Linked DNA regions of Homo sapiens: region 1 is linked to region 2. A link is an interaction called in ENCODE POLR2A ChIA-PET data of the cell type or tissue named here. Cell type or tissue: Panc1. All regions are shown on one strand. Links, peaks and the distances in the headings refer to the core of each region. The heading gives the core; the rest is flanking DNA. Region 1 overlaps RORA (RAR related orphan receptor A). Region 2 overlaps ANXA2 (annexin A2).

What was found. Peaks named below come from ENCODE experiments on the same cell type or tissue, not always from the same donor. Only the 100,000 strongest peaks of a DNase experiment are listed, where the experiment ranks them.
Region 1: POLR2A ChIA-PET joins it to region 2 with 12 read pairs; 5 of 35 experiments call an interaction of 5 or more read pairs at or near these places.

What each region holds. Positions count from the first base shown.
Region 1 is chr15:60,576,390-60,581,774 of GRCh38, forward strand. All of the region lies in intron 2 of RORA (RAR related orphan receptor A), which reads right to left. The region is part of intron 3 of RORA-AS1 (RORA antisense RNA 1); the gene reads left to right. Among named protein-coding and RNA genes, the nearest start is that of RORA-AS1, 100 kb to the left of the region's middle. RefSeq lists enhancers at 1-318, 4,165-4,991. In Panc1, for the core only: no CTCF peak of the experiment used is centred there; no DNase peak of the experiment used is centred there; H3K27me3 peaks cover 249 bases.
Region 2 is chr15:60,390,401-60,395,785 of GRCh38, forward strand. All of the region lies in intron 1 of ANXA2 (annexin A2), which reads right to left. It also overlaps the pseudogene RPL36AP44. Among named protein-coding and RNA genes, the nearest start is that of ANXA2, 4.9 kb to the right of the region's middle. RefSeq lists enhancers at 600-1,191, 2,339-3,538. In Panc1, for the core only: no CTCF peak of the experiment used is centred there; DNase peaks (open chromatin) are centred at 2,387 and 2,771; H3K4me3 peaks cover 4,845 bases; H3K27ac peaks cover 5,000 bases.

The DNA.
Region 1 (5,385 bases), core at 299-5,298, 190 kb after region 2:
AACCAAATGGAATGCAAGACCTGAATGCCCCCTATTTGATAATAACAAAGAGGCAGATGGCCCAGCCACAAAGGGCAATGTGAATGTCTATATGTTAGATGCCAACAAAGTGATTATAAAATTAAGGACAAGTATTTGGGCATTGCTTTCTAACTGCATGTTATTTTTCACAAGAAATTTCAGGGAAGGTTGGGCTTTCACATATTTAATTAGTGTAATGGAACTGATTCTGCCAAGTGTATCTGTTAGTCGAGGGCTTAGCCTCCTTGTCACACTCAGGTGCTGACAGCTATCTGGGCAGAACTCTTCCCCCTTGGAGAAGGTCTGAGGGGGAGTGAATGGTGTATGTGTTAAGGTGCCCATCACTTGCATGGTCGCAGGCCTGCAAGGGCTTTCCATCTCTACACACAGTGATAAAATTCTCCAAGGTGCCTACATTCATGACAAAAGTTTCACATCTTTCAGGAGCTGGGATAGCTCTGGAAGTGGTACTAATTGTATAAAAGCTTTTTCCTCCACACCAGCCCAAAACAAAAAGAAAAACAGCCATCATTTACTAGTACTATTTTTGCTAATATAGGTTGCAGATGATTAAAGATAAACTGTAAAGCCTCTGTAAACCACAAATTTTATGCCCAGGTCTTTGCTATATTAATAAAAAAAACAAAAACAAAAATCTCTGAAAATAGAATATCACCAAAGATTCTGGTCTTCCACTGTTATGAAAGATGAAGACATTATAAAGAAAACGAGGATTACAAAATTTGCTCTTGAATTCATGTTTGAAAGTGCTTTCTTTAATATAATTTATAGCTCATCTGATAAATCTGTCTGAATTTAAAGCCCCTTCTATTGTTACCTTGTGCTTTGTCATACAATTTTCAGACTATGTCTCCTACAGTAAATTGTAGAGCAAGAGCTCTCAAACTTTTTGGTCTCTGTATACTTTTATGCTTCTAAAAACTGCAAAGAGGCCTGGTGTGGTGGCTCACGCCTGTAATCCCAGTACTTTGGGAGTCTGAGACAGGCGGATCACCTGAGGTCAGGAGTTCGAGACCAGCCTGGCCAACATGGTAAAACCCTGTCTCTACTAAAAATACAAAAATTAGCCGGGTGTGGTGGTGCGTGTCTGTAATGTCAGCTACTCGGGAGGCTGAGGCAGGAGAATCACTTGAACCTGGGAGGTGGAGGTTGCAGCAAGCCGAGATCGCGCCACTGTACTCCAGCCTGGGTGACAGAGTGAGACTCTGTTTCCAAAAAAAAAAAAAAAAAAGCTGCAAACAGCTTTTGTTTTTGTAGGTTATACATCAGTCATTGCCATATTAGAAGTTAAAACTGGGAACATTTACACAATTTACTTATAATTCAACTTAAAATAATAGTAATAAACACATTGCATATTAACATATAAAAATAAGTATATTTTATAAGACAAAAAGTTAGCATGAAGAATACCATTATTTTACATTTTTGTGAATCTTTTTATATCTGGCTATTAAAAGAAGACAAGTAGATTCTCATAGCTGCTTCTGCATTCAATCTGTTGTGTTATGCTCTTATGGTTGATGTATGTGAAGAAAATCTGGCCTCACAAAGATATGTAGCTAGAAAAAGGAGAGGTATTATAATAGCCTTTTCAGATAATTTTGGATATTCTTCTGTGGTACTACACTAAAACTCAACAAGTGGTAGTTTCTTAAAGATTAGTTAGAATATGGAACCTGAAGCCATATCACTGACTTTTTGTACTTTGTTAAATTAAAATACACCGGTATATTTTGCACTTTGAGTGGATCATTTACCTACATATATTTTTATAATATCATCCATGGGTCACTTGGAAACTACTGGTTCACTGGGTTTTGTATATCTTCCAGATTTTGACACATTTCATTATTAGATGTGGTTATATCAAGGAATTATGTTGATTAATATCACTACCCATACCATCAGAAAAGTTTTTAAGTATTGGGAAGCTGTCAGATTCCTGGGGTTGGATACAAGTTTTCCAAAATTCAGATTTTTGCCTGAATGTATGGGCAGTAAATACTGTGAACTGTTTTTCAGGAGATAACAGACTCAAAGTTCATTTTTGAGAAAATATATGAAACATATCCACATCTGAATAATTATAGTCTGTTATTCTATTAAGTGGCATTCCATTCAAAAAACAGCTAGTTCAGCTCTTAACTCAAACAATGACACAAGTACTTTTCCCTGGAGACAAACATGGTACTTAGTAGTATAAAGCAGAAGTGCTTTATGCAAACTTCCAATTTTGTCATAAAGAACATTAAAAAGGTATGGACTTGAGGGTCAAAATTTAATAAAGTTAATAAATTTTTCTGCTTCATCAAGCACATTCTTAAATGAAACTTTTTTTTTTTTTTTTGAGACAGAGTCTCGCTCTGTTGCCCAGGCTGGAGTTAAGTGGCACAATCTCGGCTCACTGCAAGCTCCACCTCCCAGGTTCAAGCCATTCTCCTGCCTCAGCCTCCTGAGTAGCTGGGACTACAGGCGCCCGCCACCATGCCCAGCTAATTTTTTGTATTTTCAGTAGGGATGGGGTTTCACCATGTTAGCCAAGATGGTCTCGATCTCCTGATCTTGTGATCGATCCGCCTGCCTCGGCCTCTCAAAGTGCTGGGATTACAGGTGTGAGCCACCGCGCCCGGTTTTTTTTTTTTTTTTTTTTTTAACAGCAACTGCACAGTAATGAAGAATACCATGACTGCTGGTACAGCTTGGCATTACCGTCCTGCTTCCTGCTAAGGTGCCAGCAGTTTTACCCACCAATGCTTTGCACCATTAATACAAATGGTCACCGTAGTAAAAAGGGGAAACAATGCCTCAGTATTGTTATGGAACTGGTTTTTATCTCTTGGAGCTTCTGAGAGGGCCTTGGGGCCCCGCAGGGGGTCCCTGGATCACACATTGAAGACCACTACTGTAGAGGATAGTATCTATAAATCCAAACGCTCTCTAATCTGCTAAATGCTTATGTCCTTGTGGGGTTCACGTAAAGAAGATTTAAAAGGTTTATTTCTGTCTCCACTCTCCTGCCCTTCCTGCTTAAAAAAAAAAATTCCATTGTGGTAGTTCAACATAAACTGTGTGTATAGAACAAAGAAATTACAGTACTGTTGATTTCATCAGCATTTTCTCCTAACAAAGAAAACTAGCTATTCTAACATGCTATTGAGAAAACTATTGAACTACCATGAGTTATAGGAAATATGACATGCTCAGTGCCCCCTCCATCTCACCTAAGTCCCAACTCTTTCCCAAACCTTTCACTTTGGGGGTATTTTGGATGAGCTCTTAGTAGTGTCCTCAGAAATAATTGGTTGTCCTAATTCAGCCCCATGCAAATTAATGCTCCCCTAAAGAGGCCTTATTATAATTTTCAACCCTTGATGTCTACATAATCCCCTATAGTTCTTTAACTTCTTGCTTTCTAACTTCTGTTTACCGATGCACTACTTTTGTCAGCTCAGTATAGCATCAATTAGTAACACAGTTGTGTTTATTAGGTCTCCCTAGAGCCTTGAGAAAGCTGCTTTGTATTTATTAATGACTACACAGAGCACTACTATTTTTCAATAGCACTTAAAAATGAGTAAATTACTGAAGATGAACTATAAAAGAACTTTAAATTTCAAAGGCAAGCAAAAAAAAAAGCACATTATTTAAAACCACTCATAATACTTGCATGGTTAATTTTATTTTCAATGTAATATCAAGAGAGAGGGAAGAAAGTCAAACCCAGACTCTTCTTCCTGTTCTACTTTTGGCATTTTGGAGTACACATGATTTGAGTTAGAGAACTGAAGCATAGATCTGGTGATTAATTAAGAGCTGGTTTAACAGGTCTAAATTTCATTATGTCACACACCTGTTAAGTAATGCACACCTGATTCAGCAGACATCCACCCACAAGGTTAATCTCAAAAAATTAAGCAATCAACAGGAAAGAAAAAAGAGGCATACTGCACTAACTTAGGTCCAGTTTTATGTTCTCAAGCATAATTCCAATCCACCAATTTGAAATGTATCCACTTTGTTTTCTCTTATTTTGTGAATAATTCCCTGTACTACATTAGGTGAAGTTAGAGTTGCCCACACTGGTATAGAATTCACTACTCAAGGAAACCAGAGAGACCAATCGCTCCTGTGATGAATCTTTCCGAACCAAACTTAAAGTGATGCCAGCAATTATGGCGTTCATTTGCCCTGCTTTTATATTCCTGGTCATTTATGAAATGAAGACGCTGATCTGCAAAAATCACTATGCATTCATGAAAGGAGCTCTGGGAGCTCCCCCTGAGGATCTGGCTATGAGGCAGAAACATACCTCAGTGCACTTCCTTTGTCTTGTGCTCCCTCTTTGATGTGCAAGTCACTGGTGGAGTAAGCTGTGATCGCTTTGATGTTGAACTTCTAGACTTTATTGTTACTAGCATGCCTACAAAGAGAGCTGTCAGTCATTTCTTACATCTGAACAACCATGTTTCTTTACAGCGCCTCTTTTACAAGCATCAATCCTTAAATACATGTTTTCACATTCCTGCTGATTACCACACTATCTTTGTTGGGGGAGGGCTGTGCTCAAATATAACTACAGCACCCACATTTTCTGTAAACACCCTGAGGCATCTTCAGATGGCTGGTAACCAACCTTCTTCAACAAGAGAAGCCCCAGTGCAAAACATATTTCTAGCAAACGAAAACATTCTGAAAACACTCGATCCATCTTAACAGTCGAAATGAGCAGTTTAGCCAATATTTCCCCTAAGCAGCCACTGAAATTGCATAGAAACTTCCAGGCCACTTCAAAAGGGATTCTGAACGTAACAGCAGCAGGGGGCTTAGAAAGACTGCCAAAACCCTGAGACATCTTAACTCATCTTAAACAACTTTGTTTCTCTGCAATAGTGGAAACAAAATGCTTCTGTTTTACGAGATTTTGCTTGTGGTAGAAACATTGCTTTTGAAATGGATTTCTATCAAACCAATTGTTTTGTTAAACAATATCATTTTCAAAAGTTGCTTGATGTTACGGATGCAACTTAAGAGGAGGAGGATTTTTCATAATCTTGTGTCTAGGGCAAACGTGGCTGTGAATGCAATGGAGGTACAATTTCTTAGATATATACAAAATAGGCGGTATGCAAATCTTTAAAGATCTCTGTTGAAAAAGATATGGCTCTAATTTCATTTACCAGCTCCCATCAGATTTTCTTTTCAAACTCCTTTATCGCTTCTGAAACTGCTGAATATTATCAAACCCCACTGGGAAATTCCACACAAGGAAATAAACTTAAGGTGCTTACATCACACCATGCTGGTTTATAATGAACTGCTGTCTTTTTGAATAAATGTTTC
Region 2 (5,385 bases), core at 265-5,264:
TTCTGTAAGAAGTGTGGCAAGCACCAACCCCACAAAACGGCACAATACCAGGACTCCCTGTATGCCCAGGGAAAGCGGCGTTATGACAAGAAGCAGAGTGACTATGGTGGGTAGACTAAGGCAATTTTCTGGAAAACGGGTAAAATTACAAAGGAGGTTGTGCTGAGGCTTGAGTGTGCTGACCCCATCTGCAGATCTAAGAAAATGCTGGCTGTTAAGACATGCAAACATTTTCAACTGGGAGGAGATAACAAAAGAAAGGGCCAAGTGATCCAGTTCTAAGCATCATCTTTTGTTTTATTATGAGGACAATAAAATCTTGAGGTTATGTCCAAAAAACAAAACAAAATAAAAAGAAATAAAATACAGTGCTTGCTTCTTCACTCCATCAAATCCCCTAGCAATGCAAAGTCATTTTGCATATGATCTATTATTCGCTGGAAGGAACAGTTGGCTTTGCGATTCACTGTTTGTTAAAACATTAGTTTAATATAGCATATTTGACTAATGAGAATGTGTCAGTGTGCTGCTATCCTTGAAAGCAGGAAAAGGAAGTCTTGGCAGTGCTACTGTAGGTTACAAACACTGGTAATACGCAAGGAATTAATCAACGAACCCATACCAAGCATACGCTGAGCCTGCACTATATTAAAGGATACAAAAGACACTTATAAAACTGTGAAATGCAGACTTCCACCCTGCAGGACCTTTGAGCTCTCTTCCCTTCGTGCCTCTGTGACACACTGAGAGTCTAGTCCAGGGTCACCCAGTGAATTAAGTAGCTGAGGCAGGGCCAAAACCCAGATCCCCAGACTCCTGGGCCAATGCCCTTTCAACCTCACCACAATGGTTCTTTATTCCAAGTGATTAAGACACAGAGAGAAAGATCACAGCCATCAGAGCGGGATTAGTTAAGGGCTTAACAGGGAGGTGCTGTCTGCCTAGGCTGAGAAGGGTGAATCACCATGGGAGGTTCCAGCCAAGAAGCAAGGGGGAAGGCCTGGGGAGAGGGGAAGAGGAATAATGCCCCAGGGTGGCAGAAGAACAAGACTACAGGCTGGAAAATGAGCCACGTCCAGTGGGGTGCCCTGTGGGGAACCTAAAATATAAGTCTCTGAATGGTGCAAAGTTAAGCTTGCCTATGGAAATACTGGGGAACCTATGAGCCAAAATGATTGGGACTCAGTACTCATATTTATCTATTCACCAAAACATTTGCTCTGGAGGCAGAATTTTCTTACTGAAAACAACTACTCTGACTTCAGTGTACTTACTGTTTTGAATGAAAATAAAAAATAAAGCCTACATGCTGTATGAGACAATTTCACCTCTACTCACTCCTCATCACCGTATAAAACTCATAAATCCATTAAAAACAGAACCACTACTCCTTTTCTGGCAGACTTCTCTAAAGAACATGAAAATGGCAGTTTGCACCACTCTTTCCAACACTTCAACCTCACCCAGCTTGCCGACTGGTTTCAACTCTCCAACAAGAAAAAAAAAAAAAAATCAGCAAATTCAATCTGTTGATGAGTACATCTACATACACATCAGTGCCGTGCCTTCCATTCCCAGGGAGGGCAGGGTCACTAGACAACATCATTAAAATGACCCTTTATCAGAGAACGTTTTTCTGTTTAAGGAAATAAACTAGAGGTACAGGGAGACTCACTGATAAGAGCCATACCCACCTCAAACTGGTTTAAAATCATTCACTACTTGGGTAGGAAAACAGGTCACTTGGCCCCACCCTAATGAAAAGAACAGTTTCTTCTGCCTTGAAAAGGCTGATAAATGAGACTGTGAATGCCTGGCTAAAAAAGCTCACAGTGCAAGGCTGATCATTAATGAAATCAGTGCAGTTATTGAGAAACAAGTCATTTACATTTAACATAAGGACTATATTATTTAGGTTGGTGCAAAAATAACTGCCATTACTTTTAATGGCAAAAACCACAATTAACTTTTGTACCAACCTAATAATTTAAGGGTTTGTCCTTATTAAAAAAAAAAAAACTCTATAGATTTTATTGTATTCTATTGCTTCACTACGAAAGTGCAGTTACAAACAAAAAAAGGACAAGTGAAGCAGTTTTAACTTTACTCCCAAAAAGAAGAGTAAAAGTTTACAAAAAGGTTAAAACAAACAAACAAAAGAAAACTTAAAAGTCAACACTTCAAATAGTAAAAACACATTCTACTGAACTAAATTAAGAACCAGTTCCAAAAAGCCCAAATGTTAATCTGAACAAACAAAAACATACTGCAACAGGGCTGGTCTGCACAGGCAAATCTGAGTCTAATCCAGAAGTTTTGTGGACACACCCACTTCACAGTTTAAACGTGGAGTGTTGATGCGTTACCGCAAAACAGATTCTTAGCAACCATGGTGAATCAATCAGGGACTGGTGATTCAAATGAAGATTTTAAAGCAAAAATGGGTAGAGGTGGGAGTGTGGAGAGTTGGGTTCTCCATCAAAGCTCTTACTGTACACAGTCCTGGACACACAGTCTACAGGCCACACTGGAATTTTAAACTAAAAAAAAAAAAAAAAAAAAATGTACTGGGTGAGGAGAGGGGTTCCCACTGTACTCCATCCTCCACCCACCTACTGCATCTTTATTTATCAGAACCTTTTTGAAAGCAGATATTCTTCTCCTTGGTTTTATGGTCTTGATTAATGACTGAGTCACAGGGCCAACTCATTCCCCAGAATTCCTGGAATTCGGCCCAGTGACCTCGATCAAACTGAGCAGGAGGGACACACAGCACTTGCTCCAGCTTGTCTCTTCTGTGGCCTGATCTGAATCAATATTTGTTTGCTCCCTACTGACTTGTTGCAGCTTCATGCTCTCACAGCCTCTCTCTGCTGGTATCCTGATCTGGGGTTGGAGTGGGTGGAAAGAGACCGGCAGGAAGAATGATGTCACTTGGCATGAAGCACTTTCAGGGTTGGGAAATCCAGGCCTTCAAGTCTGCAACTCAATTTCAGTGTTTTATGGCCCACATATTGTATTTTCAACAGGGCCTGGCCGCCTACAGAAAAAAGTCTAATGTCAGCATTCAAGACCTTCCACACTGTGGACTTACCTACCTTTCCTTAAATATCTTCTATACACACACACATGCATACACGCATCCTGCACAGAAGAGTTAACTGGACTGTTAACTCTTCTCCAAACACGCTCAGCACTTTCTAAGTTCCCTCCACCAGGAACCTCAATCTTAATTAGCTGACATCTGAATGAGTCTTTAGGATACAGGAAATCATAAATGCCGCCTTTCTCACACACCCCTCCTTGCCCTGTGCTTCTGCAGCTTTTTGTGTGTCTGTGCAACATTAGAGTTACATGTGTAAAGTCTGTCTTCCGTATTATCCGCCCACAGGGTTTCCAACTTAACTCCCTCCTGTTTCCTCATAGGTCTGAGCACAGTGCCTGGCACACGATAGGCATTCAATTTCATCTTGGGATGGTTTACACACACTGGGTCTTTCTATATTAGAAAGTCTTTTTTTCTTCTTTTCCAACACACTCTCCTTCCTCAATTTTCTCTCTCCCTCAGACTGGACATTTCGAATGCAGTTCCAGTTCCGTGCATTCAGAGTTGGAGGCTTAAATCACCAACTTCTGCAAATCTTAGCAAAGCCCAGCAGGTCGCTTCAGGGCAGCCTCTTATCAACATATAGCCATGCCCCCCACCTCTGTGCTGTCAGGGATACTTGGACCCTAGCTCTGTCCATAGGACCACATGGGAACGTAACCTACAACTCCTAGCAAGAAGGCAGCAAAGAGGCAGGATGTACGAGTGGCCTTAGGACTCTGATTTCCTCTGAGCTGTGAGTGTATAGCCTGGGTGTGGCAGGGAGACAAAGGACATGGACAAAGGGCTCCATAACACAGTCACTCCCTAGAATAAGAAATTTCTACACCACACCTGGGGTAAAACTCAGGCCACTTGGGTGCTACCGACCTGTCCAGTTGAGCTCAGCTGGATTAAAAGCTTCAGGGTGGGCCAGGCATAGTGGCTCACGCCTGTAATCCCAGCAGTTTGGGAAGCCGAGACAGGCGGATCACTTGAGCTCAACAGTTCCAGACCAGCCTGGCCAACATGATGAAACCCTGTCTCTACTAAAAATACAAAGATTAGCCCGGCATGGTGGTAGGCACCTGTAATCCCAGCTACTCGGGAGGGTGAGGCTGGAGAATCACTTGAACCTGGGAGGCGGAGGCTACAGTGAGGAGAGATCGTGCGACTACACTCCAGGCTGGGTGACAGAGCCAGGCTCCATCTCAAAAGAAAAAAAAAAGAAAAAAAAAAACAGCTTCAGGGTGTACCCTAGAAGGGAGATTTGGAAGTCATCTGGTAGAACCACCCAGAAGGACAAATATGGGCATCTCCTGACCCCTACTGCTGACCTGTCCCTGGAGAAAGTAGATGAGGACTGCCTCTGGCAACAGCAGAAGAAAAAAGATACCAGGCAGTGAATGGGTGGAAAGAATTTTTTTGAAGGACTGGAATTTCCTCTGGTGTGGCCTACAACTAGAATAGGGTGTGGCACCAGGGCAAGTGAAGAGGATTCTCATGTGAAAAAAAAGAGGAACATTCCATTTCTATTTAATTCTCACAATTGAATCTGGAAGGCAGCTTAAGACACCATAATTTTAAGCAAAACTTCCCCGAGGTAGGTAAAATGTGAAGTTTAGGTCTGTGGAACAGCTGGATTAAAGGGGAAATGAACTCCCACCAAGTTTAGAAACTAGTATTAATTTGGGAAAATATAAAGTTTAAAATCCAACAATTCACTTATTTTGTCTCTTTTCCTTCTCTCTCCGCCAGATTTAAGGTCTAAAGAGCAGGGATTTTATTTTTGGCGGGGGTCTGTTTTGTTCACTGCTGTATCCCTAGTGCTCATAACTATGAGTGGAACACAGTAGGTAATTAATATTTTGTGGAATAAATGGTTGTTTAAAGCAGCCCACTAGAGCCTGAGACTCCTTTTGTGACAATCCCGCTCTCCTTTAATGAAAAATGTCTCCGCAGGCTCCAGGCTCTGCACAAGCGAAGGGTGAGAACAAAGGCTCCAGACAATGCATTAGTGCCAGATTCTAGGCCCAGTGGTGTAGGAAGAGCCTACAGCCCTCAAAATCAATAGCAATTATAGAAGCACATCTACTTTGCCAGGAAAACTACTTAAATCAGAAATTAGCCAGGAAACTAACGGCCATGACTGCGAGCCTAATGTCAATCAATACCATAGTTTAATAGCTCAAAGACACAAGATGCTAAATATTGAGACTCCAGTGCAAGACTGAGCTCCTAATCAAAGTCAGTGAGTCAGCAATATTTCCTGGGCATTTACCACAGGCAGTCTAGTTGGC